Regions from separate parts of the Mus musculus genome. Here all the other regions are linked to region 1. Evidence: chromatin loops called from intact Hi-C (ENCODE). Cell type or tissue: heart. All regions are shown on one strand.

Region 1 (8,000 bases):
CGTACATACAGTATGTGTGTTACTCTAGTGTGGAACTCACCACAGATACCTGATACGCCAGTCTGGTGCTGAGGTGGTGGGGCAGCAAGAGGCTGAAGACAGGATCATCCTTTGGAAATGCTTGTCTCAAATGTCCCCTGAGGTAACACACCCAACCACAGCCCGTGCACACCCCTGTGGATGCCAATATACATCAAGTATACATCAAGTGTCTGCTGAGGAAGGAGAATATTGAGTTTGACTGGTGGCAGAATCTAGAAGGTTCTAGAAGTGCAATTCTAAAATGAAAACTACTTTTGGGGATACAGGGCAGGAGACCTGAGAACAGAGGAGGTCACATGGCCTGAGCTTACTTCGCAGCCCAGGGAAGGTCAGTCAGCAGTGTGGGGGACTATGGCACCACATGTCACCAATACTCCAAAACAAAACAAAAACCTGAAGTCCAGGGGAAAGATCTGTAATGGTGAGATCTGCTCTGGGAGGCCTGTCACTGAGGAGAAAATTCTTGTTTCCTGAAACAGTAGGTCCTGAGTAAACCTTCAGCGTTTCTTTGAAGTTCTGGAACGCTTGCTGCATCTGGACAAATGTCCTCCCAGACACTTAAGAACATTGACTTGGAAGCTTGTGTCTCCTCCCTTGGAGTCATGCCTTTTCTATTGCTAATGTATAAAAAGTTTCCAGTCTGCGTTTCCCCTGACACTCACAATTAATCACATTTGGGGGCAGGGAATGGGAGGTGGGGAGGGAGCTTGGAGCCTGACTGGCCCAAGCTGTTAAGTGAGAAGAGGCAGCCATATTGGTCAGGACAATTAGAGAGGAGGGTCAGGGCATGGGAGGCTTTGGCCGAGAGCGCTAGTGATTAGACTAAGATCCTTTGGATCCTTTGGACAAGTGAGTTAGTGTTGGCTGCACAGAGCCATTCAGACACTGAAAAATAAAAAAGATAGCTTTAATCAAGACTGAGCCTCATTTCTCCAGCCAGGCAGCTTTGTCAGTGCCTAAGAATGTCTGCTCTGCCCCCAGGGTCCAGCTTGCCTGGTGAGAATCGACCCTGCACCTGCGCTGGGCCGTGGAGTGCTCCACAGATCCAGGTCAGGGAGGACGATCTAGCTCATCATTGTCACTTCCCAAAGATTTCAGCTGTGAGGTTACTTTTATTTTGAGGTGCATGGCCAGAGCCTCGTGCATACTGGGCAAGTACCCTGCCACTGAACTGCCCCCTCCAGTCAGGACTATGACACCTTATTGACATGAGATACACTTCTCATCTGGATACTAGATACTCTCAAATTGCTGCCAAAAACGACATGGATAGTCCCAGGGTTGATCTGTAATTGGATCGACCATGACTTCCAAAACATTCTCCCGCTCCAGGGCCTCTCTGAGGGCTCCTGGTCCTCCAGTGTCGAGTGAAGTATGCTGGGTGTGGGCTGAGGTTGCCGAGGGTTGGCTATCCTGTGTGTTGTGTTCCTCAGAGACGAATGACTTGGACTGAGGTTTACTGTCAATTTTTTGATGGAAGCTCTAGGAACTTGAGGATCAATCAACAACATTAATTACTGCTGACTGGAGAAGCCAAGGAAGGCAAGCTGGATTTAGACCAAAGTGTCTCAGCTCAGATGGCAGCTTGCAATTGTATCACGTCAATGATTAGAACTATAAATGCGCAGGGCCTACACTGGCTATTTCTCCTTTAGCTACCCGGGCTGAAGCTTAGGTACTGACACTATTTCTCAGTTTCTCTGGGTATTAACATATGACCTTCCATCTGAAGCTTCCAGCTGAAAGGAAGATTATGTGTGGGCGTGTATCCCATCTCTTGTCTTCCTGTGAGCTCTCAGGACAGTGTTTCCTCCTAGGAATCTTTCCCTACAGTTTGACAGAGCACATGCACAGCAGGGTCAGAGAGATATTCAAATATGAGTGCTTGATACATCTTTCCCTCAGGCCTGCATCCTCTGGAGGAAGTGATGGATACTAAAAATATGTTGCAATGCAGAGGCCTTCTAAGAAAAGTCCTGGCCAGCTGGACCCATGATTACTCTTCTACTTGCTTAAAGCATGTCTAGACAGAAAAAACAAAACCTGTCCAGATACTGAAAGGCAGCTGTCTGATGGGGAATTTTGGTGGTGGTTTCTTTATTTTGATAGACCATCTAATGAAGACAGAAATGTTCTCTCTGGCAGGTCATTGTCCTCTGAGACTTGCTGGGGGAGGGCTCTCTTAGTTGCTAAGATTTTATATCTGCTTTTCTCTAGGGAGGGCAGACCATGGTACCATTTGTCTAAATAATTCTGGGAGCATCCTCTGCAGTTACCTCCTGATATGCTATTGCGGTCCAAGGACCTGTAATCCAAGCACTCTGTTTAAAATGTTTATTAGAGAAACTAATTAATAAAACACCCATCCCCCCCCCCAAACAGAGGAGTAAACAATTCAGGAGACCGAGAAGCTAGACTTTAGGGGAAGACTTCCTGTGTAAGCCTTGCTGCTAACAGCCCTAGGTTTCTTGTTTTCAATAGATCATTTGGATTTTAAAACTAGCACACAGAAAGATAAGTTATAATCCATAATTTGAGAGAGCTTTATCATCAAGTGCTCAGAACACTACGAAAACAGGGTGGTTTGTTTAATCTTCAATCCTGGGCATCAAACTCGGGGCCCTGTTTATACCAGGCCAGTGCCCACCTGTGAGCTATCTGTTTGGTCTGGAGCTCTCTGGACTGGGTCTCACCATTTAGCTAAGGCTGGCATTGGTATTGCAAAGTTGGCACAAACTCCAGATCCTCCTGCCTCAGCCTACTGAATGCTGGCATTGGCAGATGTGTGCCAGTGCACCCAGAGAAAAGCAGATTCCTAAAATAAAACCTGCACAGCAGACACAACTGAGAGTGGGCGCACTCTAATCAGGGTGGGGGGAAGGAGGCTCAGGAGCTCCGGGCCTCCTCTTAGGAGATGCACCAAACCAACAGAGGTGGGAAGGAGGTGGGTTGCTCCCGAGGAGAGAACTGCGGAAAGGACGTCCAGAACTGCTTGGTTTTGAGGCCTTTCATAACCGGCTGCCTTATGTTGCTGTAATTTCCAACACCACAGCAACAGCCTTCCGCTCCATTGGAGCTGGGCATTGCTGAGAACAGTAAGCTCGGCGGCTCAGAAGTGATCACTCTGATCCCTTACAGGAGACACCAAACTGACGATCAGGCGGAAACAACAGGATTACCAGCAGCTCCTACAGCCACACTGAACAGGAAGCAGTTCTAGGTGCAGGCAAAGCTGGATAAAGGAGCTCTAATTGGTTTTTAAAAGGGGGGCAGGGTGGGTAGAATATATAAATTCATGTCATTGAAAATCCCAAGGAGGCCCAGGCTTGCATTATTATTTTTACTCTCTTCCTATCATCCTTTTTTTAAATGACAATATGCCTCTGTTCTAGCTCCTCCAACAGAAGAATTTCTCTCCTAATTCCACCGACTCTGCAGTTGGCTGATGGTATAGCTGCTCTCACTGTCTACCTCTAAGCTGATCTCTATGGTCAACATGTCATTCTACTCTGATGTTGAGAACTGAGTCCACACTCATTTTGAGTCACAAGGAGAGAAAACAACACTTAAGCCCCCGGAGCTGAAAACAGGACAGGCTGGGCTGCCCACAGGATTGGGGACCACACAGTCTGCCCACAGGAGGACTGAGGCTGGGCTGCCCACAGGAGGAAGTGGGGCCGAAGCACAGGCAAGGTGAGGCCACTGGAGAGAGCAAGGCAGGCAGTTCAAGGAGAAATTAGATGTAGTCACCAGTGCACATGATCTGGAGAGGCTGGAGATGAAGTGAATGTCTGTGGACTCTAGACAGGGTGTCTGACTCATCTGTTCTCTGAAAGGTCAGAAATATGGGAGGGAGACAGATGGCTAGTGGATGCGAGGGTGAGTGGGAGTTTCAGAGACAGAGGCCAGGGGCTGTTGTCTATAGAAGTCTTTAGGGAAGGAAAGAACAACTTGCTGGGCCCAGATTCTGCCTGCTAGTTAACTGGATGAGGCGGCGTGCCCCACGCTGGGAGGACCGACATCAAGACTCTTCGCGTTTCTGTCCTCAAGGTCCCAAAAGAAGCTTGCAGCATAAATGCAAAGAGGGAAAGGGAAGAAAGAGTTCCTGACTCCCAGACTTTAGAGAGGGACAGGCAACGGTGAGGAGCTGACACTGTCATAAGCATCACGGAGGGGATGCCGGGAATGCCGGCGTCAGTCCAAGATCCAGAGAGGTTTTCCAGGGAAGGGGGTGCCGGAGTTCAGCTCTTTTAGGAAGCATTATGAAGAGATGAGGGGACAGGAAAGAGCCACACAGTTTCTTACTGGGCTCACCAGTGGGTCCCAGGGCCTCACACAGGAGCTTCTGAAAATGTTCACAGGCACCGCACAATTAGGCATCACTGGAGGTCACTGTAGCCCCAGGCTTGCTATGGTGTGGGAGAGAAATGGATGGAGTCAGCGGCAGAAACAAGGCAGGTGAAGAGAGACCCAAGAAAAGACAAAGAGAGTAGGTGGCTGCACAAGCAGATTCGAGGAAAAGGTGGGAGTTTGGGGACGCCCCCACTTTCCAGGGCACACCTATTGCAGAGCCCATTTCTACCCTTCCAGCCTAGAATGCCTCCCCACATCACCCGAGCCTGTTGCAGCCAGCAGAAACAGGCAAGGTAACAAAACGCAACACAAGCAGATAAGAACCTGGGGAAAAACAGTCACTTCTGAAATACCACAGCTTTTCTTTCAGAGACAGGCGATTAAAAATAAGGCGGAAAAGAATACCCCAAACCACGGACAGTGAGCGTCCAAAGTGGCAAAGTCTGTGTATAACACTGCCCTCTGCTGGCCATAGCTGGACCTGCAGCTGAATGGCAGAGGCACCTGGTGAATTGGGCTTTGAGTCACCTGTCCTGCTCTTAAGAAAGAACTGATTCCGCAGCTTTGGCTTGTAAAGTTTCTAGTTGACTGTTCTAATAAGGTTTCTAAAAACCTTAAGGGAATCGATGAGGGTTTGTTTGTTTTGCATTTTGATGTACGTGTAATGGTCACAGTCGCTTAGAGATGGGCTATAACCATAGAACAGTCTCCTAGAATTAACTAACTTTCAAATAATGTCTGATAATTCCATGAAGGTAACAGTAATGAACGACATGAATAGCATGTGTATTCATTGGCATCCTCTGTACATTACATTAAATTTTATATGTGTGTGCAGGTGACATATGAGGGGGGAAAGAGAGAGAGAGAGAGAGAGAGAGAGAGAGAGAGAGAGAGAGAGAGAGAGAGAATGAATATCATTCCACAGGCACAGTCCACCTTTCTACCTTTCTAATACTTTTTAAGACAGGTTCTCTTACTCACTGGCCTGGAGCTTGACAATTAAGCTTTGAGGACTGGCCAACCAGCCCCAGGGGCCCACTTGTTTTTATGTCCCCAGCTCTTAGATTATGGGTACCAAGTCCACCCTGTGGAGGGGAGAGCAGAGATTCCGATGGCCAGCTGCCCATCTCCACTATCTCTCCAGTATAAGATGGTTCACTGCTCTCTGGATCAGCTATCCCAAGGGCCTGTCAGCATTGAGTCCTCTGTGAGATTCTTTTGTTGCTGATGAAGAACTTCTGTTTCCTCCGTCTTATTTAAACCACAGGGTGATCAATGTCACGGGGCGCACAGAGCCCTGACCCGTGTCTCACGATGTGTTGACACATGAGAGTTTCTTTCACTCTATCTTGTAGTTGGTTGTGACAGGCTTGTCCTTCCAGAGGTTGCAGGAAGTCCTCTTTGCTTCCCCGTATTCTTTCATCCGGGTCTTTATTAATAAGGGGCTGTCATCACTAATATCACCAAATTTTCACTTTGGGTCAGCTTAAAATAGCTCAAGTTTTCTTTTTATTGTGAAATAGTCCTACAGAAAGGAAAGTGACACAGAGAGATAGACACAAGATTTAACATAGCAGCATTTTCAAAATGCCTTTACATTATGGATTTCCAAATGAACCCCACGATGTTTGGAGATTATGCCTTGGTTTGCTGAAAGGAACATTTCTATAATGAATTGAATTTTATGAAATTTCTTTGAACAAAGAAAACAAGAAGGATTTACAAATTAGGCAGCTCTTGGAAACAAAGAAGGTTTTTTGGTGTGTGTGTGTGGGTTTTAAATTTTTATTTTTAACCAATATATAAAAATACACTATAGGGTACCATGTGATATTTCCATATATGTATACATTGTATAATGTTTTATATTAAACATACCTGTCCTCAATTATCTCCTTTTCTAGCTTTTTTGAATACGAGTCCCTTGCTGTTCTCCTCGGTCACCACACTGCGACAGAGCAGCACAATGTCTTACTTCTAACTTGATGCCCCCACCCCACCCCACCCCCACCCCCACCCCTCCCCCACCTCCAGTGTGTTCTGAGAATTCCAGCCAGGTGCCATTTATAAGGAAAACAAAGGTGAAAAGTAGACAACAACTAATCAATTACAGTTCCATCAAGCAACCTGTCAATGGCCATAAGAGCTTCATTCATGGTCTCTTGTGTCCAGCCAAGGTTAAGTTTCTGCTTTTAGTCTGTATTGGTTTGATCTGTTGGCCCTAGGTCATCAAGTTGGACTTGTGTAAAGATTTTCTTTGAACAGCTTTCCAGTGACTTTGCCATTGCTGTGTTTTGGTGGGAGTATATCTAGATGTGGTCTATCTTTGAGAGTGTTTCCTGTGTGTTTGAGAAGAATGTTCATTGTGCTATGACTGTGGAAGTGTTCTAGATACACACTCAAGTCAAGGTGGCTGACAGAGTTCAGGTCTTCCACATCTTTGCTAATTTTCTGCCTGTTCTTCTTTTAAATTACTTGTTATCATTTATGTATGAGTATTTTGTCTTCATGTACGTGTGTGCCTGTTGCCAGCTGAGGCCGAAATGGGCATTAGATCCCTAGAACTGGAGTTGAGAGCCACCAGGTAGGTGCTGAGAATTGGACCTGTGAAGTGGAAATTTCTGGTTTCTTTGGAGAGTCAGATGTGTCATGAGATGTCTTTCTGGAAACTATCTTATGAGAGTTGTTTTTGCTGAAGCAGACCTGAGAGAGGATGTTTTGCTGAGAGCAGACATGTGGGTGTTTTTCTGGAAGCTCCCTGGGAAAAGGGGATGGGGTGTTTTGCTGGAGAGGACACTTGAGAGGACGTGTGATGTTTGGAAAGGATATAAATTTCATTTGGTGTCCTAATATTGGTTCACCTAGGCACTCTTTGATGGTCTTCATTGGGCTTTGCGGATGTTGGTCTTCGTTGACAATGCTGTGACTTCATAGAAGGAAACACACCAAAGAACTTCTTGTAATATTCCCTCGGCTTCTTGATGCTTCTGCAGGCTTGGGTTGATTGGCAGAGCCTCCTGGTTTCTTCTGGATGGAACAGCCGTTGCTGATTGGTGAATGGTGTTTGTGAGTGGATGGAGCTGCTGCTGGTTCATGTGAACTGATCTGCTTCTATCCTGACAACGCAGATTGAATTCACCCAAAGAACTATTTCCAAATAGGTCCACATCCCCCTTGCCCTACTAACCTTTCCTTTTCATTACCTCTGGTGGGTGGTAGGCTAGAAAGGAGGTTAAAGCATTTAATAACCCTTATCAAAATTGGTTTTGAAAAAATCAAAGCCTACAAACCTGGGTCCTGTAGACAGGGGCCTGGTGCTCTTCGCCACAGAGCTGTCTCCCCAGCCCTCTGCTCCTTTACCAAGCAAGGGAATTGCAGTCTGCACTATTGTAATAGATTTGTCTATTTCCTCTTTAGGTTCCTTCACTTCAAATTTCACACATTTTTTTTAATGAATCTTTTTATAATTTGCTGTGACTTCTTGTTGAATTGAACCCTATTATTATGTAGTGCCCTGGGTTGTCTCTGAAATATTCCTAGCTCTGAATCCCATTTTGATAACATGGCCATTTCAGCCCAGTGAATTTTCCCCATCCTTTGTC
Region 2 (8,000 bases), 240 kb after region 1:
ATGATGACTATGCTGGCTTTATTTTTGGTTACCAAGACAGCTCCAGCTTCTATGTAGTCATGTGGAAGCAAACGGAGCAGACATACTGGCAGGCTACACCGTTCCGTGCAGTAGCAGAACCTGGTATTCAGCTCAAGGTAATGGCAGTTTGAATCCCCATGCCTTCTTTTCTTCTAGACCCTTCACCTTCCTTTATGTTTAGAGTTCCCCTAAAAGTCACTAAGTTAATCTGAGAAACGAGTGCAGTCAAGGAGAAACTTGGCTGGGGAGCCTTGAGCGACAACCTTGCCTGCCTTCTGTTGAGCCTGCACCTTTCAACCTATGCGACTCATACTGCAAATGTCAGGCTGAGTGGGGTCAAAGAGGCGGAGAAGGTTTAAGGCATACCTGAGGCAGACCGTGTTAAAAGCTAGCTAGCCAATGTGTTCAATCAAAGGGATGGACTACACAGGAACAACGGGCTACTTCTTTCACTCCTGCTAGGGCAGGAAGCACACTTCCACAGCCAGACATCCGTTGGGATCCCTCAGTGGGCAAATAGGCAGAGCGACAGATTTGTATCAGGAAAAAGGTAGAGTGAGCAGCATAGTGCCATCCACTGCTAAATTCCCCGGGGCTGGGGCCAGCTCAGTAGAAATGACACTGAAGGTTTATGCTTGTGCCAGCATGAAACTACATACCCTTGCAATGAACATGAGTCCACCTCTATGTTTACCTCAGACACCTGAAGCAGAAAAGGATCTATGTATGTCCTGACCTAACATTTTGCCCATGTCTTTGTCCAGGCTGTGAAGTCTAAAACTGGCCCAGGGGAACATCTCCGAAACTCCCTGTGGCACACAGGGGACACCAGCGACCAGGTCAGGCTGCTGTGGAAGGACTCCAGGAATGTGGGCTGGAAGGACAAGGTCTCCTACCGCTGGTTCCTGCAGCATAGGCCCCAGGTGGGCTACATCAGGTAGGCTGAGGGCCCTTCTGCCGTGGGTGGGGAGGACCAAGCTGCAGAGCTAAGGTACTTCAGGGGGGGCCATGCTTTGGGTGTGCTCTTAGGGAAGTGTGAGGGAGGAGCTGATGAAGGGGACAGCAGAGACGAGATGCTGAGATGGTACCCAGACATTCCCGAGACTCCTCCAGGCCCCATGGAACCTAGTCCACACTGACCAAAGAGCCCCCTTGCAGTCTGTCCTCGCTACTGGGTCATGAGTCCCACAAGGGCAGCCTCTGTGGTTTGGGTCTCACTAGTGTTCATCACAATGCCTGGCACGGACTGTGCAAGAGAGAACTGTTCATCCCGGGACTGGTGTGATGGCCTCGGCTTCTTTATAGGACTGTTTTGTTTCTGTTGCTGCTGTTTTGTGTGTTCAACTGCTCTTGTTGAAATGCAGTCAGGGTTCACGCCCCAGACTTGCAGCACGTGTGTGGTGTGCTCCGGGGTATGTGGGTTGCAGCTTCCTAGCCAGGGTGGGAGGTACCAGGTAGACGGATGCATCTAGTGAAAATAAGGCAGTGAGAGCTGATTCATGCTCTGTTCTCTGTGCCCTTGTGTCACCTGCCTCTGTTCACCACACAGGGAGACCAGGTGTGGCCAGGCCCTTACCTGATGGAGCTCAATGTGCCTTTTCTGTTCCAAAAATGAAATCAGAGCTATAAAAATATGATCCTTCTAAGTATATAATTTTAGAAAAGTCCATCTGAACCCTAAAACTGCAGAGAAATAAGAATTGATTGCTATACAACCAAAGGAAATAGCTCCTTGGAACCATTCCTAGACTCACATGAAGGTGGCATTTAAACACAGAGTAGTGTGTCTGAGAATTAAGTATTACAGTGGTGTTGACAATACCCATACAGGAGCCAACTCTTAATTTTCGAACAGAACGGCATGCTCAGGCACTTCTTGGTTTACCCTGGGGAATTAATTGGGGAGTTTAACTTAAAATCAATGCAGAAGAAAATGATGCTCGGGCTGGAGAGATGGCTCAGTGGGTAAGAGCACTGACTGCTCTTCCAAAGGTCCCGAGTTCAAATCCCAGCAACCACATGGTGGCTCACAACCATCTGCAATGAGATCTGATGCCCTCTTCTGGTGTGTCTGAAGACAGCTACAGTGTACTCATATATAATAATAAATAAATCTTAAAAAAAAAAAAGAAAATGATGCTCAGGGTAAAACGCCATTGCCTCTCCGAGGCGAGGCGCAGCTCACCTTCCCCATGACACTCCACAAGGGTACAGAGCACAGGGCAAGCTTTGGCTAACTCACTCCGGGGTATTGAAGGCTGGCATCCAGGGGCTTCTGTCCCTCAGTGCTACTATGACAACTGAAATTGCCCCCACAACTGCCTAAAGCTACTGATCAAGGCTCTGAGAGTCCACCAGTGAAATCAGCTAGACCAAAGAAGAAAGCGCAGGGCTTCTAGGTACAGTATCCAGAGAAAATAACTCACAAGACAGTGAAGCCACAAAACCACTTGTCCGTGATGTCAAGCTATTTTGTTTTAATTCACCAGCAAGTACCGATCCAGGAACTATGCACCTGACACCATGCTGGGCCTGTTAAAAACCAAGTTAGGGAGCCGTGGACTCTTGGTTCCTGTCCTGGGGAACTTCTAACCTCACTGGGGAGGGACCAACTAGAGTTAGTGGAAAACAACATGTCTGAATAAAGAGGTAAGTACAAGAGTCGGAAGTGGCACCATGTTCCTCACCGTGGACACCTGTGCTCTCTGCAGGGTGCGCTTTTATGAAGGCTCGGAGTTGGTGGCTGACTCTGGGGTCACCATAGACACCACCATGCGTGGAGGCCGACTTGGTGTGTTCTGCTTCTCTCAAGAAAACATCATCTGGTCCAACCTCAAGTACCGCTGCAACGGTAACCTTCATGCTGAGTGCCCCTCAACAGCACAGGGGAGCAACCAAGAAATCTTATTTCTATAACATGCATCCTCCCACCCCGCCCCCCCCCCCCGCCCCAAAGCCTCACCACCACGTGCGTGATGGTGATGTACCCTGCATAACATAAGAGGAAGGCAGAGCCAGGCTTTCCTGCTTCCCAAATCTGAAAATTGAAACCCATAGAATTTAACTGCATGTTTTAGAGTTAGGGGTTCGGTGAGAAATTCCGTCAGTTTAATTTACAGGCAGCCTTTCTTTTTCATTAGACTCAAACATAATCACAGACTAAAAAGGCACTCTGCCTGCTAATTTTCCCTAGGCCTATGAATAAGCCCTGCTGGGCTTTAAGCCAAGGATTTGCAACAAAGCAACCTGAAGTAGAAAATGGCTGCGAGCCTGTGGGAGTCTCAGGCGAGCTGACAGCGCCCCCTACAGGAGGCCTGGGCGGCATGTGGTGGCCATGATTCCAGCCTGGAAGGATCCTCATTAACTAACTACCACCCCGATTCTTGTTGCAGACACCATACCAGAGGACTTCCAGGAGTTCCAGACCCAGAGTTTCGACCGCTTGGATAATTGAGCCAAGAAGCAATCCCACAACTGCCTTCTCAAACACCAAAAGCAACATCTTTTTTAAAACTTCCTATAATTCTCTTTATATTATCATGGCTTTTCTTTTACCAGCCCAAATACGTCAAAACTTTTTATATGAATGTGGAAATAAAGAAGAGACTATTTCTAATAACCATGGTGCTCAGTCGTTTCTAATGGAAGCTCAGGCTTTGGTGATGTGTGTTGTTTTCTGAGGAATCCTTGATAAACTTACCAGATTGGTTTTATTCCCCCACCCCCACCCCCTTGAGTATGTACTGTGTGCCACGGAGCACGGGTATGAACCGGACAGCCAAACCAAAGGTCATTTCTGGGGTGACCCTATTTAGTGCCATGCTAAAGCCTGCTTTCTGTTCACACAGACTCCTCATTCTTGGAATGTAGTCTCCAGGGAAGCCCCCCACCCCCACCCCAGGCTTCGGGAGGAGGTGACATCCTGAGAAACCTGAACTAAGCTTGCCTTGTTCTTCTGACACCCTTCCCTCAGCCTTTCTGTCACCTCCTTCCACAGACACTTACGGATTTGGCTCCCCCTAGCGTCCTGTGAGTCAAATGGAAGAAAACAGATCTTGTCATTCTATGTCTGTCACTGTATTCAGATCCCACAGTACCAGGCAGGAAGCAAACAGCCAGTAAGCATTCGCTGGGCAGTGAAGGGAGAGTGGCTGCCTTTGAGGTAACAAAAACAGTGGGATGTAGGGTCTGGTGACAATGACAGTAGAGCCAGTCACCATGTGTACAGGGCAGAAGCTTTCTGCAGCTGTGTACTAGCCGATACTTTCCAGTAGTCAATCAAGATACCCAGAAATTTTATAAATCCCCTTGAGATTTAATTCTAAAGAAGTTTGGCAATTTATTTTATTATTATTTTATGGTTTTAGATGGGTTCTCATATAAACCAGACTGGTCCCAAACTCTCTGTGTGACCAAAGATCACCGTGAGCTTCTGGTCCTCCTGCCCCGACTTCTTCATACTAGGTTTAAAGGTATGCATCATACCTGGTTTCGTGTCCTGCTAGGTATTGAATTCTAGGCATACTAAACCAGCTGAGCCTCAACCACAGCTCAGCAATGTATTTTTCATTCCCATAATTCCCTAGAGTATCATAAATTATAAACATTCCTCCCACTTTTACCATGGCTATAGTATTCAGAGTTCACATGGCTGCCAATGACTCTTCTCAATCTCTGGGTGAAACACATCTACAGCCCTTCCTAAATTCCGAAATCCCTGGGCAGGGAGGGGGACTCAATGACAGGAAATGGTTACCTTTCAAGCACCCCTCTTTTACAGCTAACACCAAGGTAGCTTCTGAGCTCTACCACTCTCATTCTTCACTCTATAGTACAGGTACCTGTAGAGCTATTCGGATGCTCTCGCTCTGGGCCTCTCGGTGTTTTACCAGGCACTGTGAGGAAGGTTCCAGATCTTCTTCTGGAGAAATACTTCTTATCACTGAAGCCTATCAAAGCATGTACACAAAATACTGTCATCCACTAGGCAGGCGTGTTGTCTGATCAGATCTAGGGAGTCTAGGTTTAATCTTTGCAGCATCCTTCAGATCTCACCTTCTTCCTGTCCCCTCTTGTGTGATGTTCCCTCTGCCTTGGTGGGATTGATATAGGTGTCTCACTGAGAGCTGAACACTCGGACAGTCAATCTCGGGGCTTTGAAGGGTTGAGGCTCCTCTGCTTCCACTTCAGCTGGAGCATCCCTGGTCAGGGTTGACAACAGTGCCAGTCTATAAATGCTTAGAAGGCAGATTGTCAACATGTCAACGTATTGAAACAACAATAGGTTTCCTCTAGATCCTGTCATCTCCCAAGCTCTTGACCAGGTTTACAATACCGGACGTGAATTCCCTCCTGTGCGGCGGGCCTCCCATCATCCAATTAGAAAGCAGATCTTTGCCCCCCATAACCTTCATATCCTGTTGCACCAGTACAAACATTTTGCATGTTGGGGCCACTACTAGGGAAGACCATGGACATCTTTTCTCTCTTGAGAAGCCTGCATAACACTGTGAAGGCTAACAGACAGGGAGGAGGTTTTCCGGTCAGTTCTAGCTCTTTCTCTAAGAGATCCTGTAAATCCAACTTGATATGAATGGTCCCGGAGTTGAAGCAGACACAATCACTCACTATGTGAAGTCATTCCAATGTTTGTCCTGTCCTGATTGCTTCCAATGCTTAGGGTGGAGGAGACATCGCTGTGAGGAAAGCCCATGCCTGGGTGAAATCACAGAGGATATAGGGGAGAGTATCACCCAGGGTACAGGAGGAGGCAAAGAAAAGGAGTCATAGGCATTCTGCCCCTGCCTGATCAGGATAGGAGACCCTTCCTTCCCCACCCAGGGCACCAGCCTGTGTTTCACAAACAGAAGTGAGTGTCTGTTTCTTCACTATTCAGGTGGGCTCCAGAGTTAAGGATGATGTCAGAGGCACAGGAGGTAGTCACTATTATTTAAATTCCATCGAGCATCATTTTATGGTCCAGATTAGAAAGCTAACAGGGAAGGAAGCAGCTAATTAGTGTAAATAAGTAAACAAGTAAACAGAGTTTAAAATACCTGACCCTGAAGTAAGGCATCTTGGGAGCCAAGTGGCTGGTACCATGAACTGAGAGGAGGAGAGGTTCCGTTTGGAGCCACATGTGGGGTCCTAGCAACACTGGCTTTTTCTAGAATAGATTTCATTCTTTTTACCTTCCCTTATGTGTGTCATCCAATGCATGGTGGACAGACAATCCTGTCAGGTTAATGTCACGGAGATGTCATTGTCGTGAAGCAAAGGTCAATTAGTGGTCACCTTAGTCACCTGATGCCCCACGTAGCACAGCCCACAGTTGCATCAGCCTCTAGCCATTGGTTGCCCCATCTCCTCTGCCTGTCTGTCCTACTCTCATAATGATGAACACCTCATGTATAGACTAATGCTTTTCTCTTGAGCCTAAGTTCTTTTTCAGGTGGCAGTAGAATGCTTATCCTAAGGTCATTTGAAACTACAACCAAAATAACCCTTTCCTCTTTGCAAACAGATCCTCATAAATGCCATAACAATAAAGGAATGTTGGTTAACACAGGAGCAGGCAGGGATAGGGGGACCATAGGGGATATAGACCCACAGATCCCTCCTGAAGTGACCATGGCCACACCTAGCCCCATACTTTGAATGGAATAGACCACCTAGGGCCTTGAGTCTGTTTGAACCCGAATAATCTTGCATTTATTTCCCCAAATCCTAAACTTCCCCCATGGGCCTATTTTGGGTGTATGATCCCCCATGGGCCTATTTTGGGGTGTATGAAAGTCAGTTGTTCTAGGTCGCTGACACATCCACCACCACCTCTATGGAATTCGTCTACTCCCCACCCAAATGGAATGGTTGGACTCAGGGAAACATGAGAAGGAAGTGGGGTTAACTGTCTCCACATCTGAACCACCTCAGAGGTCAATTGCCTTACTGATGCTTTTCTGTTGCTGTGACAACACATCATGACCAGAGTAACTTATAAAGGAAAACATTTAATTTGAGGACTCATAGTTCCATAAGATTAGTCTGTGACCATTACAGTAGGGAGCATGGCATCAGGCAGACAGGCATGGCACTGCAGCAGTAACTGAGAGAGTTTACATCCTGAACCACAAACATAAGGCAGAGAGGACTGACCATTAATGCCATGTGCTTTTGAAACCTAAAAGCTGACACTGCTGCCCCTCCCAATCCTTCCCAAACATTTCCACAAAATGAGGATCAAGCATTCAAATATATGCACTTACGGGGGCCATCCTCATTCAAACCACCACATTAATGATCTAAAGAATAAGCTTATCTTTGACCATCTTGGGCCTCCTGAAAAAAAATAATAAAATAGCTATCTCAGAGATACGGTTTGAAAAACTCAGGCTCAACATTCACGTGGAAACGGAACAACACTCTTCTCAATGATACCTTGGTCAGGAAGGGATAAAGAAAGAAATTAAAGACTTTTTAGAGTTTAATGAAAATGAAGCCACAACATACCCAAACGTATGGGACACAATGAAAGCATTTCTAAGAGGAAATTCATAGTTCTGAGTGCCTCCAAAAAGAAACTGGAGAGAGCACACACTAGCAGCTTGACAACACATCTAAAAGCTCTAGAAAAAAAGGAAGCAAATTCACCCAAGAGGAGTAGACAGCAGGAAATAATCAAACTCAGGGGTGAAATCAACCAAGAGGAAACAAGAAGAACTATTCAAAGAATTAACCAAATGAGGAGTTGGTTCTTTAAGAAAATCAACAAGATAGATAAACCCTTAGCTAGACTCACTAGAGGGCACAGGGACAACATCCTAATTAACAAAATAAGAAATAAAAAGGGAGACATAACAACAGATCCTGAAGAAATCCAAAACACCATCAGATCCTTCTACAAAAGGCTATACTCAACAAAACTGGAAAACCTGGACGAAATGGACAAATTTCTAGACAGATACCAGGTACCAAAGTTA
Region 3 (8,000 bases), 120 kb after region 1:
CAGGTGCTGGCAAGGATGTGGAGAAAGAGGAACACTCCTCCATTGCTGGTGGAATTGCAAGCTAGTATAACCACTCTAAAAATCAGTCTGATGGTGCCTGAGAAAATTGGATTACAGGAAGATCCAGCAATACCTCTCCTGGGCATATACCCAGAAGATGTTCCAACTTGTAATAAGGACACATGCTCCACTATGTTCATAGCAACCTAATTTATTATAGCCAGAAGCTGGAAAGAACCCAGATGCCCCTCAACAGAGGAATGGATACAGAAAATGTGGTACATTTTCACAATGGAGTACTACTCAGCTATTAAAACAGTGAATTTATAAAATTCTTAGGCAAATGGATGGATGTAGCTCATTTTTGAGTTTCAACTATATTCTGGACACTTTTTATCCAATTCTTTGGTAGGCTCCACCTCCTCACCCAGATACTTGGATGCTAGAGTTAAGCAGGGTTTCATCTGTGCACCAATATTTTTCTTACTGGGTACTGTGTACCCCAATGGCTTAAGTTACTCTTCCTCAGACACTGCTCACATTCACAGTTCCCACCCAGCCTCTTCCATGAGTTCCCTTGTGTGTATACTGCTTCATGGGACCCTTGTCTCCAGTGCTAGTCTAGGCCATAAGTCTCAGCATCATCCCCAATGCCTCTTCCTTCCTCATCACTGTCCTCTAATCAGTTTCTACCGTCTCTCATCTCTCCCCCTGCCACCAACCTACTCCTGTCCTCCTCTCTTATCTAGACTTCTACAACCATCTCTTCACTGATACGTCTTTCCCTAGCAAGACCAGGAGGATCTTTCTAGACCCAGTAGGATTATATCACTCTTCAGCTAAAATCTTTGTCAAGAGCCCTCACAGCCTTTAGAAGAAATTTTAAACTTGGGTCAGGCTGACAAAGCCTTCGTGATGGGGAACTCTCCTTCCAGAACCTTCTCTTCACCTTTAGGACCCAGACTGGATATCCCTGCTTGCATTTTGTATTACTGCACACAGACTGCTCCCTCTGGATCTATGGAGCCTTCTCCCCTCTGTGAGGTCACCCTTCCCGCACAGCCTTCCCCGCCTTCCCTCTCTGCATTAGAGGCCCTTGTGGTACTTTGTTCTTCCCCGGTGCAGCACTTCACGTGCTGAACTGCAGTAGCAGCTTCACCCACAGGCATGCTCCAGAGAACATGAAACGCCTCGTCTGTCGTGATGTCTACAGCGAGTACTTCATCATGGATGCTCAAAAATATTTGATGAGTGGATGACGGAGGATGCCTTATAGACCTGTTTTTGTTTGCTTGTTTCCTGATTCTAAATTCTGAACAGGGAGAGATCAATTTGCCTGGCTGGAGTCAGTCCCATCCTTGGTCTGACATGCTGAGCAGAGTGTGAAAGTCTGGATGGAGTTTTTTAGAAGATGGGGGTATGCTCACTAGAATTCCATGAGGTCCTTCTCTAAAATGAATTTGAGAATTCTCTAAATTTTGAAAGCATGAATTATGTAACACTCACTACTTGTTACAAGTCCATTTAGCTCATCCTAAAGAGATGAAACTTCGCTCAATACTCATTTCTTACACACTCATTTCTTACATATCACTTGCTGACCCATCAGCCCACCCCGCTGTGTAATGAAGTTACTGCTGTGTGCCCAATGCCAGGTAGATGCCGGGAGGATGTGATGAAGACCTCTGCTTTTATGACGCTTACTTTAAAAGATATACAAATTGAAATTTTTGTTGTGAAGACTAAACAAATTACTATCTCGGGAACATTTTGACCATTGCACATATATAGGTTTTGTTTTTAATTGCTGGGGTACAGAGTGTTTGAGGTGGAGTTGTTTGTTTTTGTTGTTGTTTTTGTTTTGTAGCCAATGCTGGCCTCTGTCTTACTGTGTGGCTGAGGATGACCGTGGGCTCCTGGTCTTCCTGCCTCTATACCACAACAGCCTGCTCTGAAAGTAGATTTTCTTACCCACTGAAATGAAGAAGTGACTTTCCAGATCTTTGGGGAGAGCAATGCAGCATGAGGAACTGGGTTTGGATTCCCAGAACCTACATAAAACCCTAGCTGCAGCAGCCTGCACCAATATCCCCAGCCCTAGGAGGACAGAGACAGGGGGACCCCTGAAGCTTGTGAGTCTAGTCAGCTCTGGAAAAACTACACTAGCTGAGAGCTCGCCATCTACTGAGAGAAGAAAGAGAAATATCTGGGTGGTGAAGATCAGTCAGCTTAGAGACCACTCTGGGGTTGCTATGGACTCTGGAGCATCTATCTTTGACTATGATTCAGATCTCAAAAGAGATACTTGAGCTAGAAATGTCAGTCTTCAGAGTCTCACCACACAGTTAGTCTGCAAAGCTGAGGGGAAGTGTACAAAGAAGTAAAGTATGATTGGCTACAAGGAGTCTCAAAGCCAGGCAGACAGGCTGGCCACAGAACTCTGTGCAGAGTTGTTATGTACACGTCTTAGAAAAGAGGAGATAAAAAATATCTGGTATTCCATAAACAATACTGGAACCAAGAGAAGGACCTTTTGTTTCTGGTTTAATGGAGCTTAAAATCAATGGTCTGCTTTGCCTTCTTAAGCTGATATAGTGGCTTCTCCTATCAATCACTATGGCTTCCTTATCCAAAGAGTTCAAAGAAAGCCTGGAGTGATTGGAGATCAAGGTGGCTTTGTGGCTGGTCAAGCCAGAAGGTGAGGGAATCATTAGGCTAGACTAAGAGAATCAAGTGTCTCTAGGGGGTGATGAGCAGCCATTAAGGGCACCAAGCAAGGATGCAGGATGAGCACTCTGTATTTTGGAAATATGAGCAGTGTGGAGAGTGGTTTGGGAAGGTAGAGTCTCATGCAGAAACTGGGAGACTGATGGCATTTCTGCTTCAGGGATCTGGAGCAACAAATCCAGGGCCATGCAAAAGGTGTGCTATTTCTATGCAAGCAAAGACCATGGTGAGGAACCAAAGAGCCTAGGTGACTTACTGGCTAGAAACAGTAAGAGAGAGGATGATACCAAGACCCTGGTTTGCATTTTCCCTAATACATCCTCACTCTTCACAGAATTCCCTCAACATTTTCTGCAGCCATGACTCTAACTTTCTAATGTGACCACTGCGCCTCCTGAAGAGAACATACAGATTCCTCTAAAGATCACTGCAGCCCTGCTTCAGTGCTCAAGTTCCTTCTCCATTCCCCTCCTCCTGGTTTTTCTTAAACCAGCTCCCATTAGCCTTGTGCTCTGACATCAAAACTGATCATGGAGGTCACCGATGACCTCCATTTTGCCAAGCTGCATAGCCAAGCCTCAGGGGGCCTCTTCTGAGCCTCCAGTGTGGCTGGTCACTCTCTGTCCTATCTCAGTCTTCAATGGCACCAGGCCTCAGCTGTTTCTCCATGATCGCTGAGTGACTGGAACACTTCAGGGCTCACTACTTAAGCTTCTTTTCTCTGTAATTCAAATCCTTGAAAATCTCCTCCAGCCTCGTGATTTTGGATGATATCTTTGAATGCACTTGTGGCTCTTTAGTTTGTCCCTCCTGGACTCCAGGCTTACCTAGACATTGTGCTCACTGAACTTCTGTTCTTGGGTGTTGCATAGACACCGACTCAAACACACGTCAGAAAGATTCCCAGTCTCTCTTCCTCAGCTGTTATACACATGCTCCCCATTCCCCACCTTCCCTCCCACTTCTATCTCAGTTAATAAGCAACTTGATCCATCTAGTGTTCATGCCAAAAAATCTTGAAATCATCTCTCTTCTCTTTCTCTTACAATGCACATCTAAATCTCCATAGTGCTGGCAAAATATACTCACCATGCAATCTCCACTTGCTCCTGCCTTGGTTTTACAGTACTGGAATATACTCAGCATCTATGCCTACATATCCTCTTGTCTATCCTCAGTACCACAGCTTAAATAAACCTTTAAAAAAGCAATTAGATGATGTGTGTGTATGTGGGGGTGACTCAGTCAGAAAGTGCATACCTCAAAAGCATGAGGACTTGATACAGACACCAGCACCAACCAAAAAGTTGGGCACAGTAGCATAACTCTGTAATCACAGTATTAGAGTGGCAGAGACAAGATGAATCCTGTGGCCAGACAGTCTAGCTGCATTGGTAACCTCTAGGTTCACCAATCATCTAGAGCTGATGTTGACCTTCACAGAAATGTGCACACATGTGGTAGCATATGTTACCCTTCACAGGTGCCTACGCACACAGACACATGCTTACACATGCATATGGGGTGCAGGAAGCCAACGCTACATAAAGGCTTTCACGTGCTCTCCTGCCTAGTCTGCTCTCCCTCCTTGGCTCAGTGACCTTAAATCCTTTCTTTGCTTGCTCACTCTGTTCCAAAGAGCCTAGACTCTAGACTCCTCACTGTTTCTCAAATATGCCCAAGAAACTCTACTGTTCGCCCCGCCCGCTATCAAGAAGACCAAGCCCACACTTTAATCTCAATTCTGTACAAATGCCTTCTTCAGAAAACAATGACTATCTGCCATGTTTACTATCATAACTCACCCCATCTCAGCCTCCCCAGGTCTTTATTTCGACATCTTTCCCCTAGCACTGATCATTTGTATTATCCTATGCTCCTATGCAACATGCTTGGTTATTGTGTCCATTATTAATTGTCTCCCCCTGCTGGAATGTCAGTCCCACAAGGCCAGAGAGACTAGCTGTGTTCACAGTAGGATCCTGTGTAGCAAGATCCCTAGAGGCACTCAGGAAACATGTGTTAGATGAATGAATGAGTTCTTTAAGTTTTTAAGAACAATAAGCTTCTTTATATGCAAAAGCTGACTCAATATCTCCACTGGGGTGTGAAATGAACAAATACAGAGAGGTTAAAAGGCAAATATTACCAGGAACAAATGATATACTGAGCCTCAGACTTGTGATGTGATCCATGGATGTATCTCCCAAGGGTTTGCTTTCCAACTTGCTCCTTCCATGTCTCCTTCATTTTCAGCTCTGCTCTCCCCAGGATGAGGAATGGATAGAGCAATAGTGTCTGCTGAAGGTACATCCTTGCTCAAAATCCATCTTTTTCCTTCTCATCCCCACACAGTCCTCACTATGACACAATATTAGAAAAACCGGATCCTAATGTATAAAGTCCCCATAACAGAAAAAAAAATGAGAAGTATAAAAAGAGAAAGCCAGAGATTCATAAATTAGCCACCATCACCAGTGATTTTTATTTGATTCATTGGAATGTAGAGGGAGCACAGACACTCACTATACCTTTATAGTAAGAGGGAGGAGACTAGGTGAGCCAAGCCAAGCAGAAGGCTGGGATGGGAGCTATTCCTTGGGGTTAACATGAGGGCACTTGAAGATGGGAAGAGGGTCGCCACCAGGAAAAAAAAAAAAAAACAGATCACCTGTGTACAGCCATCATGAGAATGCATCTTATTTTCATTTAAGGCAGATTCCCAGGCCAGGATGCTGCCGGGAATAGCTAGGAAGTTGTTCCATCAACCCTGGAAAGAGTCCAGTAAGTGTGTGGTAAGTGACCTCTCCTACTAACCCTTTTTAAAGATCCCCGTTACTTCCAAATGACTCTCTCCCTATACTGCTAATCTTCTGCAGCATCAGGAACAGCTAGAGTGAGGCCAGCCTTTTATTTCATGAAGGAAGGAGCTCCCGTGAACAATCAGTCCTCAAGAGAAACACTATGACTTGTTCTCCATACATAGAGTGGGTTAACTGTGGTCAAGGAGTACTCAGCGAGCAAAGCACTGGACAGACATGGGAATTTAACAGCATCTAGTTCCCTCTTCCCGGCCTGTGCTCTCCTCTTGCCAATGCCCCTCCAGTAGTCTTGAGGTGACTATTTTATTTTCCACATTCGTCTCTTCTGCAGTGTATCTGTATTTCTTCTTGTTTGGCGCCAGATGTCAGATTGGCTTGCGTTATTCCAGGATGAATCATTTGGTTTCCTGTCCATGTTCCTAACCTTTCCAGCGCCTCTTGTATCATGTCTCAGTCATCCCTGCTGTTTACAATGCCTCTCAACTTAAAGCCATCTGCAAATCTCATTAGCGACATGCTGACTCCTTCTCCCCAAGATACAGGGCGTGCTGAATACAAGGCCTGACACCAATTCTCTCTTCCTCATTTGAGGAAATACTTTTTCAGACTGTTCTCAGTTATTACCTTTTTAAAATATGATAATAGTCTCATTGCACATATATTCTTATGCTCCCAGTTTGGCCAAATCTAGACATGTGATGTCCAGATTAATAAGGTTTTTTTAAAGTGAGGTAGAAGGGCTGGAGACATCCTAGGATGTACAAGGCCTGGGTTTGAACCCTAATGCTGCCAAAGGGAAGAAACTGAGTTAGTATCCACTTTAGAGAATAGTTAATTATTAATACCTTTAATAAGTCATGTTTCCTTGCATACTTAAAATATTTAGCTTGCAAAAATTAAAAAAAAATGTACTACCCCACTTCTTAAAGTTAGATTCAGCCTTGAACACAGTTGCTTTACATTGATTAGCCAGGCAGTAAGAAACCACGCCTTGATAAACTTCAAAAATATGATTCAAATATTTCATGTTAGCAGCAAGACTCTGAGGAAGCCACTGGGCCCGTTGTGATTCACTGGCTCTTGGCTTCAACTTTCCCTACTCTTTTCTGATATTATTCAACATGTTTTCAAATCTTATTCTTCTCTCAAAAACCTCAGAGCCTGATGCAATGGCGGATTCCTGTCATTCAGTGTGGAGGAAAATAAGACAGGCAGATGGTGAGTTTAAAGCCAGCCTGGGCTTCAGAGTGAGCCCTTGTCTCAGAATAAACAAAAGATCCAAAACTCCTTGAGTACCTTCTGTTCTGAGCTCCAGATGTTGGACTATAACAAAGAGCTGTCTTGATGCTCCAAGTGCTTCTCTATTCAGCAAAGACTGTGAAGAGAAAAACCACGGTGGGGCTGGAAAGATGTGCAACTAAGGGAGCCAGTCGGGAGCAAGAGTGAGATGCATATACATTCAGACCCTGATGATCTTGCCCTGAGACTGGCAGGAGTATGACTTCCCTCCTTGGTCTGGGTCTGCATGCTTGGGCCATGTAGCCTGTGTAAACCCCACCTCTGCCACCCTTGAGGAAGTCACATAGCCTGGTGGCCAGATTACAGGTTTAACTTCCTCTCTCCCTATAAGGACATGCCCAGCAAGCACCTGGAATTCCTCTTCATGCAAAAAAAAAAAAAAAGTTCCCAGAACTTCGGCATCAGGTAATAATGTACACCCAGCCCCAAGACCTCTAGCCGCTCACTCCCCAAGGTTTATATAGCCCTTGTTGTCCCCAATAAAGGTGAGCGGTTTCACTGAAAACTATCTCGGAGAAGGCCATGTCTGTCCACATTCACACAGACCGAGATTCTGTGGCACCCACACACCCAGATAAGCTTCTTTCCTTCCAAACACCCCTGAGTACTTGCCACATCTGGATCTGTAATATGCATTAGCCCATTAGTTCCTCACCGAAACCCCACTCTACAGCTGGCAGAGCAGGATTCAGAGGGTAAGTGATTGCCTCTGATGCAGACAGTGGATGGATAGACACTCAAGCTGCAGACACTGGAGATGATCAATTGCTAGAGACTATGCTTTTGTTTTGGCTGCTGATTTCAGAGGTTTCTATCCATGAAGCCTTGTTGCTTTCTGCAACAAGGCAATGTCACACAGACACATCATACTGAGAACACATACTACAGGAAGCAGAAGGGAGCAAGGAGCTGGAGTCCCACATCCCCTTTAACGGTGTGTGCCTCCCAGTGGGCAGCACCCCTTAAAAGTTTCTACTGTTTCCCAACAAAATCAACTCCAAGACAAGCCTTGAATGTATTCTCTACACAGTAACTTGCAACTGAAATTCAAAGAACAGAAACATGGAAAAAATATTCTATCTTGTTAGTTACTGAGACTATATATTAAATAATTAAAATGCTACTTTGTACCAAATTAGTAAAAAAGAAAAA
Region 4 (8,000 bases), 620 kb before region 1:
TCATATGGGACTAGTTGTTAAACATCTAGACCACAGAGTGTCCTGTTGTAAGAATCCCAGTGTTCTCTCCATTCCCATAAACACTCTGACTCAACCCATATATATATATATATATATATATATATATGTATATATATATATATATATATATATACACACACACACATATATACACACACACATATACACACACACACTTATACAGGAATGTACCATCGTATTTAGGGTAGGCCTTCCATCTTCAAGTGATCCAGATTTAAGATCACTTTAGGTTTTCCCACTTCAAATAATTCGATCAAGAGAAGTCCTTCACAGTTGCGCCCATAGTGGCTTGTGCATTTATTCACAGCACTCAAGGTGCTGAGATTGTGAGTTCAAGACCAGCCTGGTCCCCTTATCAAGTTCCAAGCCAGCTGGAGCGACATAGTGAGACCCTGTCTCAAAAAAATAAGTAAATAAAAAAAATTTTTTTTTAATTAAAAGACATGGCTGGAGAGATGGCTCAGTGGTTAAGAGAATGTATTTCTCTTTCAGAGGGCCAGACTTTATATGTGGGCACATGTAAGGCCATCTACCGGAGCAGGAGTAGCTTTATTGGGGCCAAATCCCTAAAGAAAACTGATTCTCCCACAGAAGGCATCCATTGCCAATACCGCTTCAGCTAGGGGTGGGACTTCATGAGTCCCTCCCACGTTCATGCTGGGAGTTTCGACTGGATTGATCTTATGTAGGTCTTTCACACGTGATCACAACTATTGTAAAGGAATATGTGCCATTGCCTGTTGCATCCAGAAACCACTGCTGTTCTAACTAGTTTTATGTGAACACAATACAAGCTAGTCATTTGGGAAGAGGGAGCCTGGACTGAGAGGGTGCCCCCATCAGAATGGCCTGTGGGCAAGCCCAAGGGGCATTTTCTTTACTGATTATTGATGTGGGAAAGCCTAGCCCACTGTATGTGGTGCCAATCCTGGAAAGGTGGTCCTGGGATGTGTAAGAAAGAAAACTGAGTAAGCCAGTCTTCTTGCCTGGCTTCTGCATCAGTTCCTGCCTCTAGCTTCCTGCTTTGAGTTCCTGTCTAGACTTCCCTAGATGAAGGACTATGAGCTGAAGGATGACATAATCCCTTTCCTTTCCAGATTGCTTCTGAGCGTGGCCTTTTATCACAGCAGTAGAAATCCTAACTAAGGGCTGGAGAGATGGCTCAGTGGTTAAGAGCACTGACTACTCTTCAAGAGGTCCTGAGTTCAATTCCCAGCAACCACATGGTGGCTCACAATCATCTGTAATGGGATCTGATGCCCTCTTCTGATGTGTCGGAAGACAGCTACAGTGTAAACTAAAAAAATTTTTTTTTTTTAAAGATTTATTTATTTATTATATGTACACTGTAGCTGTCTTCAGATGCACCAGAAGAGGGCAGTAGATCTCATTACGGGTGGTTGTGAGCCACCATGTGGTTGCTGGGATTTGAACTTCAGACCTTCGGAAGAGCAGTCGGTGCTCTTACCCACTGAGCCATCTCACCAGCCCTAAAAATTTTTTTTAAAAAAGGAAAACAGATCTGAAAAGCAAAAGGAATCCTAGCTAAGTCATACTCTTTCCTGGTACTACCTCTAGTTGCTTCACTCTTTCCACACCCTGTTTCCTGATGATACCTAAGCCTTAGGGAGACGGGAGTGAGATAAATTACTCTGGGACTGAATACTCCACAGTCCAATGAGGAAGTGACTGGCTACTTTCCCAGCATTCATGCCACCTTTGCTCCAGTGGAGTGGGGGAGGGGGGCTGACCTTGCCAGGCCAGTCATTTGTATGCTCCTGCCTTTGCCCCCCCCCCCCCCCCCCCCCCGCTCCATACCCAACAACGTCCTGGCAGCACTTACTGCACTCAGTGGATGTTAAAAAGACGGCATGAAGTTGAGAGACGGGGATATGGGAGGAGCTGGGAGGGAGTGGACTGTGCATACAATTTTCAAACAATAAAAAAGACAAATGAGACATGAGGCTGTTTTGATTCCACTTGACTCGTTGTGGCTCTGTAATTCTAGTCCTGTACAAAATATCTACACCTCAATTTCTCCAGCTATAAAAAATAGCAGCACTGTTTACTTCATTGGAATGCTAGAATATTAAAACAGATAATGTGTTTGAAGTTGGAAAAAAAAAAAAACAAACTTGTAGAATTTTTTAGCAGTTAATTCCCTGCTCCCAGAATACAGAGCTAATGCATTTAGAGCCCAACCTGGTTTTCTTTGCCAACTGCTATCTTCTATCTCTCTTACATTCTCAAAGCAAGCTCAGTATTTTTCCATCTTAGATGATAGAAAGGCTACTGGACTTCCAGATGTCTTACTCTGAAAAATGTATTTCCCTTTAATATCCTTTCCAGAACTTTATTACAGCACAGAATATCATAGCCTTTCATCATTTTTCTATCCTTTGATTTAAAAAATGTCATCAGAAGGAACGACGATGGTTAAGCTATTCTTGAACTGTATATCAACACTGGCTCCTAGTGGTGGGCTTCTCCATCTGACTTTAAAAAATATATACTCAGTCTCTCCTCCAAGCGCATATTGCTCCCAGAACTCATTAAAAGAGAAGGCTCATTTAAGGCCTAAGAGTTTATTTGAGTTAAGTATAAAGATTTTTTTTTTTTTCGAGATAGGGTTTCTCTGTATAGCCCTGGCTGTCCTGGAACTCACTCTGTAGACCAGGCTGGCCTCGAACTCAGAAATCTGCCTGCCTCTTCCTCCCAAGTGCTGGGATTAAAGGTGTGTGCCACCACCACCCGGCTAAAGATTTTTTTTTTAATTAGGAATTTTCTTCATTTACATTTCCAATGCTATCCCAAAAGTCCCCCATACCTTCCCCCCCCACACACACTTCCCTACCCACCCACTCCCACTTCTTGGACTTGGCGTTCCCCTGTACTGAGGCACATAAAGTTTGCAAGACCAAGGGGCCTCTCTTTCCAATGTGGAATCAGAGCCCAAGTCCTGACCATCAAAGTCCAAACGCTACCTTTTAAGGGCAGATACTTTTAGGCAAGATGCCAAGTCAGGAAGCGCTCCTTGCTAGTTCAGGGCTGCCAAGGAGGATGCGGTGGTTAACTTAGCCTCTTAGGAGAGTGGAGCCAGAACAGATGGTTCCCGAAGCTAAGGAGACATCTTCGACCCGGGGAAATAAAAATCCTTGGAGTTATTCGGATTCGACAGAAACTGAATAAACTTATCAGATTATGGCACTTCTTCAAACTTCAGCAAAAACACATTTGCACAGGACAAAGGCAGCCCCTAGAGAATGAGACCTGGCCTGGAACAAATAAAAAACTTCAGTTCCCAACGTTTCCAGATGGGGGCAGCAGCTCACCAGCAGGGAAGACCTGAAAAGCCCTGGCTTTGCTTTCAAGAGCTATTTCATGGGCATAGATTCATGTTACTTGGCAGAAATGTCTGTATCCCTTTTTGTTTTGGGCAGTTTTTTTCCCCCTAGTCCTAAGACATGTGAATCTTTGGATAACATCCAGGACAGCTAACCCAGCAAGAAAAGCCTTATATGTCTCCAACCAGATTCCCTAGAATTCTCCCCCGCTGTGAGCACACTCACGTGCTTATCAACTTTTCAGATTGTTTTCCCAAATAGCCACCGTTACTGAACAGCATGCCCTCATCCACTCTGGACTTCCCACAAGCTGCCTACCAAAGCAATAAAAAAGGAAAATAGAAGCACCCATGAGCTGCTTCAGGGGTAGGCACGCGCGATCTTGTGTTAAAGAGCTACCGGAGCCGGGCATGGTGGTGCACGCCTTTAATCCCATCACTCAGGAGGCAAAGGCAGGCGGATCTCTGAGTTCGAGGTCAGACTGGTCTACAAAGTGAGTTCCAGGACAGCCAGGGCTACACAGAGAAACCCTGTCTCGAAAAACAAAAAAACAAAACAAAAAGCTACCGGATGAAGAGTCTCAAGTTTCTCAACATCTTCCTAACGAATGTTCAGCCTCTTAAAAACAGCAAAACATCGATGACTTTCAAATGCAAGGATTTGTCACAAAGGCAGTAGGTAGGGCAGGACACCCGCGACACAGGAGAGAAGTAACAGCCACAAATGTTTCTGGTTTCTAAGCACCTGGAGGCACTCTGTTGGCCTTGGAGACTGAAAAAAAGGGAGTAAAAAATGAAGGAGACAGATGTCATCATTGTACTGCTGTGAGCTACAGAAATAGTGCTGACCCAGTGGAACACAACTAAACTGGAGAGAGAGAGAGAGAGAGAGAGAGAGAGAGAAAGAGAGAGGAAAACTAGCCAAACTGTATTTTACTGATAATTATCCTTTTATGATAAGTCAAGGCTGCTTAGGATGATCATGCAAGATTCTTGGGACGAAAGTGGCTATCCTTAATGTGTAGTAAAGAATTTGTGCTGCTTTCAAAAAAAAAAAAAAAAAAACCTAATTGGGCCATTCTGGGTTACTCTTGTTGGTGGTTGTTTGTTTTCTCAGTGATGAAAATTGAACACACTGAGTGTACTGATGTATCCCTAGAATTCCAATCCTGAGGGAGGCTGAGGCTGATAGGCTACATAGGAAGACCTTGTCTCAAAACAACAAAGAAAGAAAATGGAGGAGAAAGGGGGAAGGGAAGGAGGGGTAGAAGGGAGGGGGAGGAGGGGAAGGAGGAAGAGGGGAAGAGGGAAGGAGGAGGGGGAAAGAGGAGGAGGAAGAGGAGGAAGAAGAGGAGGAGGAGGGATAATGAATGGGAGTCTCTCAGTTCTATTTGATTCTTAGTTTAGCTTTATAGTTTGTCATTAAATTTGATTAATCTATATACCATTAAAGTCATGATAGCTTTAATGAGTTATTTGACCTCTGTTTACTTTTAAATGTGTGAGTTTCCTATGTACATTTTTACATAAAAATAAGCTTTACTTTCTTGTTTGTTTGTTTGTTTGTTTGCTTGCTTTGAGGCAGGGTTTCCTTAGCTGTCCTTGAACTCACTTTGTAGACCAGGCTATCCTTGAACTCACCTGCCTCAGCCTGCCTCCCAAGCGCTGGGCTTAAAGGTGTGCACCACCAACTCTGCAAAAATAAGCTTTCAAAGGAAAGAGTTAGCTTATTTTTAACAACAACAACAACAACAACAAACCTCCCCAAATCCGTAAAATATCTTTAGCAATCACCAGTTACACGAAACTATTAATGTGCTGTTTATAGAGTGCATAAATATTGTTTTCTGAGCCAATTTGGTTAGACCTCCTCGGCCTCATTCTGTACTTATTTGTTTTAATTTACTACACGGCCTTGAGAGGAAGACGCTGGGAATCTTTTTTAAAAATAGCTCAAACCTTTCTCCAGCTCAGCCTAGATGTTGTTCTTCCAATTATTTGGACTTAATGAGATTTTACTGTTCTTTGGAGTAGTTGACATCACAAACTTCTGAACCGGCTTGTGTGGGTCTCGGCCATTTCTCAAAAACACCAGGGCAACAAAGTAGAAAAAAAAAAAAAAAAAAAAAAGGAGCCTTGAGAGCCAGGACTTCTCCTGTCTTGTGAGAGGTCCAATAGGTCACCCTCCCCTCTGGCTCTCTGAATGTCACTTCCTTCTCTGTGAGGTTACAGAGCCTCAGACACCTGACTGTGGGATGTCACCACTTTCTTACCAATTTGATGATACCAGTAAAGAGCAGCCTCAGTCATTGTCAGTATTTACGGAGTGCTGTTGGCAGTGTGTTTCCAGCAGATTTAATTGTTAATTAATTATTCCCCTGGCTAAACAGACATCAGACTAAAATAATGATATTGGGGGTGGGGGTGGGGGGCAGGGACACCATAAGAGCATAGTGTTGCCTGGTACAGAACCCTGAAACCATTACACGTACAAACCAAGTACTGTTTCTTAAGGGGGTTGGGTCTGTGGCTTTTCACAGCATAGCTGTCTGTCTCCAGGACTGGGAGGTTTTTGTAAGTTTACATAAGCAATAGTAGTTCTAGAAACCGTTATGAGGATAATCCCTGCTCTAGAGTTCTGTGTCCTCCTAGGAAGAGACAGAGCTGGCTTCTCACATTTTAGGAAGAAGAGGAAAGTTTGGGAATGAGAAATCTCAGAATTATTCCATCTCATGGAGCTATTTTCAGCAGTGTGATGATTCCCAGAGTCTCCAGGCTGGACTGATCCCAAGAACATAGGCACAGATCAGTACAGCCTGGTGGCCCACACCAGCATGGCTGCCTGGGCCCCATGTCCCTTCTCAGGGTTACTCAGACAGTGGTTCCAACCTGGACCAGTTCCTACATGGCTTCTGGTGGCCTGTGGTACCTTCGTCAAAACTCTCTCCTCCTCTAGGCTAGGAATGGCCACTGCCAACTGTGCCCCCTGGGAGAGGCATCCGGACCCTGAATCCGATGACACAGGACCAGTCCTGGTTTCTCCCCTTCTGCATTTGATTTTCTTATCCTTCACCTGCATCCTACCCTGAGAAGCCCTGGGTGCCAGGAGGGGAAGGACCTCAGGGACTAGATGATTGCCATTAGCCAGCAGGTGTTCCTGTCACCAGGTCCAGTGAGAATGGGTTACCTAGTGTGGGACTCTAGCTTGGAACGTTTTCATGTCAGACACAGGACAAGGTCAAGGTTCCGGGCCACAGAAGTTCCTCTGCTGGCCCTGGCCTTGAATGGCATTATGGAGACTGCATCGCTGCTCCAGCGTACAGTGCTGCTCACAGTGGTTCAATCACCCCTCACAGGGTCCATTGCCCTGTCAGGCCTTCTCCTCTGAGCCTACAGGGTCAACAGGCTACTACAGTCAGTGTCCCTGGCCTCATGGAGGCCATGCCATTGTGCTCTCTAGGCTGGCCTGAAGTCATATGAGATGACAAAGAGACATCCCTCGTGTGTGTGAGACCTCTCCTCTAGTCTCATGCAGCTAAGAGTGCAGCCAAAAAATCCAAGGAGGTCACATTTTCCTGCCAATACCTAAAGAATTAAAGACAAGTTTTTAAAATGTGTTCTTCCACACTTAGACTATAAAATTCCAAATGATAGGGGCTGGAGAGGTGGCTCAGTGGTTAAGAGAACTTGTTGTTCGTCCAGAGGATCAGGGTTCCTTTTCCAGCACCCACGTGAAGCAGTTCACAATTGTCTGTAACTCCTGCTCCTGGGGATCCAACACCATCCTCTGGCTTCTGCAGACACCCCGCACACATGTAGCATACATGTATGTGTAAGCAAACACACATGAAAACACACATGTGCACACACATAAATAATTTTAAAAAGAAATTCCAAGTGATAAACCTGACAGAACTTTCCTGTGTAAATGAATTACTGACAGGTTCCAGGGTTCTTGGTAAGATCTGCCCTTGTCCCATCAATGGTTCACCAATGATGATATCACGCGAGAGTCATAACACGACCAACATTAAGCAGACGGTTTTGGAGTGCTACAAAAGCAAGATCAAAGTGTTCCCAAAGGCCCTTGGCATTGTGGGTAATATTAGTGGTGCTACCTTTTCTTGCCGTGGGAGATGCAAATGTAAAATATTTGCCAACAAAGACAAAGAGGCCTCTCTACTCTTCTTCCTCATTAGGAGCAGGTAGGCCTGCCGTGATGGACTTCCATGAACACTGCTGGCAGAAAGCCAATAATAAAGACCCATTCTAGACTATTCTCAATTCTCAACTATTCTAAACCTTCTCAGCCACATCATCAGACCCCACAGGGCAGTGCTCTTTATTCACTAAAGCTCTCTGAGCTGTTTTGCTCCTCAGGCAGGCATGTGATGCTCTGCAGATTTCAATAAGGTGCTGGCTTCCTGCCATTCCTGCCAGATGAAACTCTTTCTAGAAGTCCCTTTTCAGTGCTCAAAGTGATCCACCCACTTCAGTGCCCACCTTCACGTCACTTGGCCAAACAGCCTTGCTCTCATCCTGGAGAGTGTTCACAAGGCCTGCTTCTTTCCTGCAGTATCTCCTGGGGCCTATGCCTTAAGCCCTGTGAGGACAA

The links. Hi-C counts contacts between places; a loop is a spot of excess contacts. Peaks named below come from ENCODE experiments on the same cell type or tissue, not always from the same donor. Only the 100,000 strongest peaks of a DNase experiment are listed, where the experiment ranks them.
Region 2: it touches region 1 in a loop (9-fold over the local background); 22 of 42 quality-filtered maps call a loop at or near these places.
Region 3: a loop joins it to region 1, with 6 times the contacts of the local background. A loop is called at or near these places in 5 of 42 quality-filtered maps.
Region 4: it touches region 1 in a loop (3-fold over the local background); 11 of 42 quality-filtered maps call a loop at or near these places.

What each region holds. Positions count from the first base shown.
Region 1 is chr13:92,983,763-92,991,762 of GRCm38, reverse strand. No RefSeq gene overlaps it. Among named protein-coding and RNA genes, the nearest start is that of Gm41019, 18 kb to the left of the region's middle. In heart, a CTCF peak has its summit at 4,868 (motif pointing left); a DNase peak (open chromatin) is centred at 4,862; H3K4me3 peaks cover 481 bases; H3K27ac peaks cover 1,226 bases.
Region 2 is chr13:92,747,226-92,755,225 of GRCm38, reverse strand. Thbs4 (thrombospondin 4) reads left to right here. Exons shown (of 22, transcript NM_011582.3): 19 at 1-137; 20 at 786-958; 21 at 2,733-2,872; 22 at 3,414-3,640. The coding sequence ends at 3,475. Among named protein-coding and RNA genes, the nearest start is that of Thbs4, 44 kb to the left of the region's middle. In heart, CTCF peaks have their summits at 3,333 (motif pointing left) and 4,054 (motif pointing left); DNase peaks (open chromatin) are centred at 3,355 and 4,135; H3K27me3 peaks cover 646 bases.
Region 3 is chr13:92,863,555-92,871,554 of GRCm38, reverse strand. No RefSeq gene overlaps it. Among named protein-coding and RNA genes, the nearest start is that of Gm31630, 15 kb to the left of the region's middle. In heart, a CTCF peak has its summit at 4,672 (motif pointing left); no DNase peak of the experiment used is centred here; H3K27ac peaks cover 251 bases.
Region 4 is chr13:93,608,490-93,616,489 of GRCm38, reverse strand. No RefSeq gene overlaps it. Among named protein-coding and RNA genes, the nearest start is that of Gm31977, 14 kb to the right of the region's middle. In heart, CTCF peaks have their summits at 1,429 (motif pointing right), 2,504 and 3,360 (motif pointing right); DNase peaks (open chromatin) are centred at 1,769 and 3,349.